2 separate regions of the Homo sapiens genome follow, and region 2 is linked to region 1. The links are chromatin contacts, found by Hi-C or POLR2A ChIA-PET in ENCODE. All regions are on one chromosome and are shown on one strand. The core of a region is the stretch at or near the end of the contact, and the rest is flanking DNA. Distances in the headings are between cores, read along the strand shown. Region 1 overlaps SLC8A1 (solute carrier family 8 member A1). Region 2 overlaps SLC8A1 (solute carrier family 8 member A1).

The links. Hi-C counts contacts between places; a loop is a spot of excess contacts on that map. ChIA-PET counts read pairs that join two places held with the same protein, here RNA polymerase II (POLR2A).
Region 2: a map of PC-9 shows a loop between it and region 1 (2.2-fold over the local background). The contact joins two enhancer-like sites. A Hi-C loop is called at or near these places in 1 of 168 maps with a recorded cell type or tissue (PC-9). POLR2A ChIA-PET finds 5 or more read pairs at or near these places in 3 of 52 experiments (AG04450, BJ and Panc1).

The regions. Positions count from the first base shown.
Region 1 is chr2:40,279,594-40,282,889 of GRCh38, forward strand. The region is part of intron 2 of SLC8A1 (solute carrier family 8 member A1); the gene reads right to left. Among named protein-coding and RNA genes, the nearest start is that of SLC8A1, 170 kb to the right of the region's middle. Within about 2 kb of position 1,803, at least 11 of the 41 ENCODE cell types and tissues checked have a DNase peak (open chromatin) inside an H3K27ac peak, as active enhancers do.
Region 2 is chr2:40,400,392-40,403,687 of GRCh38, forward strand. The region is part of intron 2 of SLC8A1 (solute carrier family 8 member A1); the gene reads right to left. It also overlaps the pseudogene LOC124905995. Among named protein-coding and RNA genes, the nearest start is that of SLC8A1, 50 kb to the right of the region's middle. RefSeq lists an enhancer at 1,538-1,832. Within about 2 kb of position 1,685, at least 4 of the 41 ENCODE cell types and tissues checked have a DNase peak (open chromatin) inside an H3K27ac peak, as active enhancers do.

The DNA of each region.
Region 1 (3,296 bases), core at 553-3,052:
AATTTCGGAGATGCTATATTTGATTCCATGTTTGATAGGGTCTGGCATATCTCTTCCCAAGTGTGCTCTGGAAATCCTATTTCAGTCCTTCTTTTAGGGGAAGAAGTCATTACATCAGCCTTGTAAAGTACACTGGCATGCAAAGTAAAATCTGTTACTAGGGTGAAAAGTTGGTACATTCTGTTTTTTTGAGGGGAGGTGAGCTCTCACGTGCCCCCAACATGCACAGTTCACTAAAAATCTGTAGCTCACCAATCTCCTATTGTATGCATTTGTTATTTAGTCTTCAGCTCTCCTACATTTTCTTTGTTTCTTTATCTATTAAACTTTTAAAAATTGTTCCCTGCCTCTTTTCCATTCTGATTTTAAAAATTCTGATTAATATACAATTGCATCTGTATTGGCAGACCATGTAGATACAGCATTTGTAAATTGCAAGCTATGGAGTACACTGAATACCATATTAAGGAGTTAGTGAAAATGAAAAGAACTTTAAACCCTAGCCTTTTAGATAGATTTCTGCTTTTAAAGATTATCTCTGGATTGCAAAAACAGACATGAATATTGATAGTGTAAACCTGACTAAAATATGACTCTAAAATATGAATGTCTGCCATTATAAAAGAATCTAATGATAAAACCTGAGGAAATAAACACTAAAAAAAAAAAAAAAAAAAAAAGGTTGTTTTCTCTTCCTTAAAAGTCCTGAAATTTAATTTTACCATTCTGTCACAGGATAAAACATCTGTCCTAATGGAAAAGTAACAAAAACCCATTTTCTGAAAAGCCCCACAGATAATTTTTCACATGAGTACATGGAAATATCTATTCCATTTTTGGATAACTATTCTTTCTTGATGTAAAACACTGGTGGTCAAAATATACAAATATCACATTTGCCTTCAATCATAAAACTCTGATAAGCACACAAATTGCAATACCATCATGCTAAATTAACTAATTCATTTATTAATCATTTTCTTTGAAAGCAGAGTGACATTCAGGCACTGGGAATGCTGAAATAAAAGATTGAATCCCTGCCTTCTGGGGTCTTACACTTCAGCAAAGAGGTCACACATCAATAATTAATATATGATGTCACAGATATAAATACAGAAATGAAGTAAAAAGAGACAATGAATCCAGACCAAAAGTTTCAAGAAAGGCTCCTAAGAAGAGGTGACATCTGAATGGAGTCTTTGAAGACCCTGTAACAATAGCCAGGCAAAGGTGCTCTAGGCAGGAAGAATGTTTTGTGCAAAAGCAGAGGTGGGTAAAACATGACTTCAGTTCTCTCAAATAGAATTAATCAATCTCTTTATACAGTAACTCAGCACGTTGTCTGTACTTCTGTTAGCATGAATAGAATGAATTTTTATTGCTTATCTTTCCTGGTGGACTGTAGCCTACTAGAAGCAGGCTGATACATCTTTGTACCTCCCATTTGTCTTGCACTTATAACTTGCCTGCTTAGTTTTGATGGAATGAGCCAATGAATGACAGTAAGATTTCACAAGAGTCACCTGTGAAACATACTTCACCAAAGCACCCATGGTAGCACTTATTAACAAACGGAGTTTACCAGGGATGGGGCAGAAGAAAGTCTTAGCTTTTCAAAGAATTTCATTCCTGAGACATTTTTGTGGTCATGTATTTAAAAAAAAAGGGTTGGGGGGGTGCTCTGAGAAATGTGCTCTCAGATGGCACAGCTGGAATGAGAGAAATGGGAACTGTTTTCCATTTTACATAGTTTCTGGAAAGGGCAATAAGAACAAAAAAAGCAACACTGTTGGTCAGCATTCTCAGTGCCTGAGTTGAAAGGTGCTATAAACAGAGAAAAGTCTCATAGGCCAACTCTATGCAGGCTATGTGCCAAGAATAGCTACAAAGTGGCAAGTTAAATCAGCCAGGGCTTGTGAGCTGTCTCAGGACTTGAGTCCCAACTTGCACTCGTGAAAGTTATGCTGCAAAGGGAGCTACCTTTCCCCAGCACTGCCTGGGGCCTTGGCAAGTCTAATGGAGAATGAGTTTGATTTCAAGCCCTGCTCCCTTCAGGCAACTTACAAAGAAAAGCTGTTAAGTCTGTGGAGCTGGGAATGTCTGGAAAGAGTGAAGACCCATCATTTAAAACTGATTTCTTTTTAAGGAAGTAGAGCAGAGAGCAGTGATTACTTCAACACCCATTCTCAGGGGAATTTCTGTAAGCCGGAATCAGCTAATGATGGTTAATAAAGGTAAATGTTCCCTGATTCTCAGGAAGTGATTCTTCATCCTGGGGCTTTTTGAAGACTCTGTCTTCACTTGAATTTTGGGTGGAATAAAGCCCTCCTGGATTTATCCTAATCTAATACTCAAAGTTGGTAGTTCACAGGAGTCTGTTTATTCTTCTAGAAAAGTATAACAGTGGATTAGCTACTGGCTTCTATCCCTTCAGCACAGCTCCCCCACACAAGAGCGTACCTTTAATGACTGATGCTGGTGTATCAAATTGTGTCCTCTCCTTCTAATAACAAAATAATGAAATACAGTAAAATGCCACTTTTTCTGACTTTTTTTTTCTTCTAGGACATGTATGTTTCTTACCTCATTCAGAGGCATGCTGGGAAATTTAACTAAATCTGAAAGAAAAACATTCTGTAAATCCTTAAGACTGGATTAGTAATAAGGAGTAATTTCTGATCTGGAATAAAATCCAGAATTCAGCTTGCTCACCCCAGACACAAAACACAATAAAAAGAATGGTTGTTACAGTTACTAAACGAAGGATCTTTTCACACTCAGCAAGGGTAAAGACTGTCTCTTCTGTATCTCTGTATTACCCAAGACATTGAGCATCCATCTTACTGATACAAAGGATGTCTAGTTTGAAAGTTTGCCTATGTACATTTGTTTACGCACTCAGGCATATACAGACTGCCAACTTTATTATTACCCAAGATTAAAAATAAAAAATAGACCTTGCTCTCAAGAGATTTCCTTTCCGTTAACTGCAATGCTAAGTGAGATGCATCAGTTTCATTTTTGCACGCTCCTTTGCTCCGTTTAGTACCGAAATAAAAACATGACGTAGCTTTTGGGGCCGGGGAGGAATCTCATTCTTGCAGGAAATAATTGCCAGGAATTTTAAAGAGTGTCATCATTTTCTCTGTGTCCAGTCCTGCCCAGTAACAGAGAACAGCTATTAAAAGTATCCAAATGCTGGCTGCAAGGAGAAGTTGAACTCTGAACCACTATAAACCCAATCAGATGCAGACATTCTTCCCATCCCATACCCCGGACTCCCAGTGAATCTTGAA
Region 2 (3,296 bases), core at 435-2,934, 120 kb after region 1:
GAGTCAGACTGGGCTATCTGAGAATTCACAAAGGAACTAGAAGCTGTGTAGTCAAAATGTTCCTGGCAACGTGGCAAATGTATTTCAAATCAAACCATGCATTCACTAGACTCTTCTTTTCTAATCTTTTGTTTTCTCTTGGCCTGAGTCAAAGTCCTTTGTAAAACTTTCATGGATCACATGAGGAGGAAAGGGGAGAAGGAGAAGCAGGCAGACAGGGAGGAAATGAGAGGGTGTTCCTGCTGGCAAACTCAGTGGGGAATGAACTACCTCCTTCAGAGGGAAAATGAGGTGGGAGGGACAGAGAGCCACGGAAAGAAAGGTACCAGTTCCCTTGCAAGATGGGGGTAGGAGAGGGCTCTTCTCAGAAAACTAGAAGAGATTTTGGTGATGATGTCAGAATTGGAGCATCTGCCTTCTAAGGACTTTGTCTGCCAACTGGCATAGGGAGCACTGCCCAGAGAGCCAGTTCTCCGTGTAATAAGCAAAGGCAGGAAATGGGCAGGGAGCAGTAAACTCAGTGGGAAAAGCCACATTTGAAAAACTTGGGAGAGAGGAGGAGAAAAAGGAAGCCACACAGAATTTTGGTGCCACGAGGAGGAGGACATCTGTATCTTGTATTTGCATGGTGTTTTACAGTTTAGAAAACACAGACACCATCATAGGTCACTGTGAGGTGGGCACATTTATTACTATTTTCCAGTTGCAGAAATCATCACCCAGAAATAAGGGAAAAACCTGATTGCAAGTCTTCTTATATGGGTCTGTTCTTTCTACTACATCTAAGACATTTCTCTGTGGCATGCCTGCACTTTGCAGTGTTATCTTCCAAACACCATCTACTTTCAGAACCCTACACTTCGGAGAAACTGTACTTGTACCATTCTTCAAACACGCTACAAGTTTTCCTGCCTCTATGTATTTGTTCATACTATTTCTTCCCCTTAAACTTCTTTACCCAACTTGGACTGTTAGAATGTTGCCCAAACCTTTCAAGGTCTAAATCTCCATGTTACCTGTTTTTCTTCTATGCTATTTTTTTTAACATGATTCTTTGTATTACAGATATTTACAAACATTTCTTCTCCCATACTAAATTTAACTTTGTATTCATTTTACTGCCTAGTAAAGCTCCTTGCATAGTAAGGAAACTAGTTTTGAATTAATAGGCCAGTCAAAAAAAAAAAAAAAAAAAAAAAGAAAGAAAAGAAAGCTTTGTGAGTTCTTAATATGTATTTTTTGTCACATTAAGTGAAAAAAAAAAAAAAGTTCCCCAAAGTCATGAAACCAAAGCAGATTCTATTTACATTTAGTGTAAGATTTTGCTAACTGAATACTATATCCCAAGTTTATGGGGAACTATCTATACTTACTTTTATATATTGATCTTACATTTTGGGTGTGTGGTTATGAGGTTAATTCATTAAAATGAGTAAAGGCTCTTAATGATTCTTTCTTGACTTTATGGGTCATGTGTCTAAGTACAGAAGTTAGTACACATAAAAAACTGTAATTGGGTACTAAAAAATACATATACAGATTGCCCCATATCTAATTTTCTAACTTTAAGTGTATAATTGTCAGAGGCATTTGAAGCAGAGCAACTCCATCCATGAATAAGGGCTGGGTAAAGTAAGGCTGAGACCTACAGAGCTGCATTCTCAAGTGGTGAGGCATTCTTAGTCACAGGACGCGATACAGGTCAAAGGCCTTGCTGGTGAAAGGATGTGGTAAAGAAGCTGGTCAAAACCCACCAAAACCAAGATGGTGGCGAAAGTGACTTCTGGTCTTCCTCACTGCTGATTATATGCTAATTATAATGTATTGGCATGCTAAAAGACACTCCCACCAGCACCATGACAGTTTACAAATGCCATGGCAACATCAGGAAGTTAACATGTATGGTCTAAACAGGGAGAACCCTCAGTTCCAAGAATTGCCCACCCCTTTGCCAAAAACTCAGGAATAATTCACCCCTTGGCATATGATTAAGAAGTAACTGTAAGTATAATCAGTTGAGCAGCCCATGCTGCTGCTCTGAGTAGAGAGTAGCCATTCTTTTATTCCTTTACTTTCTTAATAAACTTGCTTTCACTTTATGTATTTGCCCCGAATTCTTTCTTGCACAAGGTCCAAGAACCCTCTCTTGGGGTCTGGATTAGGACCCCTTTCCAGTAACACAACTGTAGGCTTTTATTGATTGAAACATAGGTGATAAACAGAACTTCAAATTTCCTTTGATTTTCTGTCATGGCCTGGATTAATCGCCACATTTTCCCTAATTATGGCCATCATCTTTTCCAGTGCAAAAGAAAAACTCTTCACCACGTCTTTCTGCAGAGTTTCCACCCAATCTTGTTTTCCATCACAGGAAAGTAAAAGGAAAGCTTGCAAGTGTCTGTAGTCATCATTCAACTACTCAACTTGACTAGACCATCATCACCTACTCCTTTAACTTTGTGCTCAGTAAACTGTCTCTCTCAGATGAAAGTCATTGCTATTAGCTACCAACACAATTGTGCCATTTGATTTTTTATTTGTGACTTACTGTTCCAGAGCTGATCCACAGTTAACGAAAATTAAAGCCACAAATTTTTCCCCTAATTAGACATTTGTGCCTTCCATAATGACACTTACATACAAATGACACTCAAATGTATAAGATGTAGGCTATATGCACAATACACATAACGAACACCACATGAAACAATTTTGGAATTTAAATTTAGATTAAATTGGTATTTAAAGTTAATCCTCATTGAATATGAAACATTAAAAAGGCAAGCTTAAAAATACCAAGCAATTTGGCATTATTCAGTACAGCATGTCAATTCACCTTATTCAAAAGCAAACCTTTTGCAAAGCAAAAATTCTCCCATTAAACCCAGGCATTAAGAAGAAATAAACTCTTAATTACTTAAGGAGGAAATGCTCTCGTTTCATGGTTAGCAGGTTATCAATGTAAACAATCCAGGGAGCTTTCTCAATGGCTCCTGTTTCAAGAGTCCCAGCCTCTATTCCCCATTCCCCATCCGCCACCCTCTTTCTACACAACAGGAGCTAATGTCTTTATGCGTACCAAAAAAGACACTACTGACCACAATGGGAGAGCTTAGGTATTTGCCCACACTTTCCCTGCAGGAGTAAATTCAGTAGAACCCTATAATTCTGAAACAGTCAAGTCATGGACCATCTGACTCATTAAATATTCCAGGCAGCCTTGTCAGTAGTCTGGAAGACCTTGCAGTTATAATTTCTTCCCTCTGTCATTCCTCTATTAATACTCAGCTAACTTG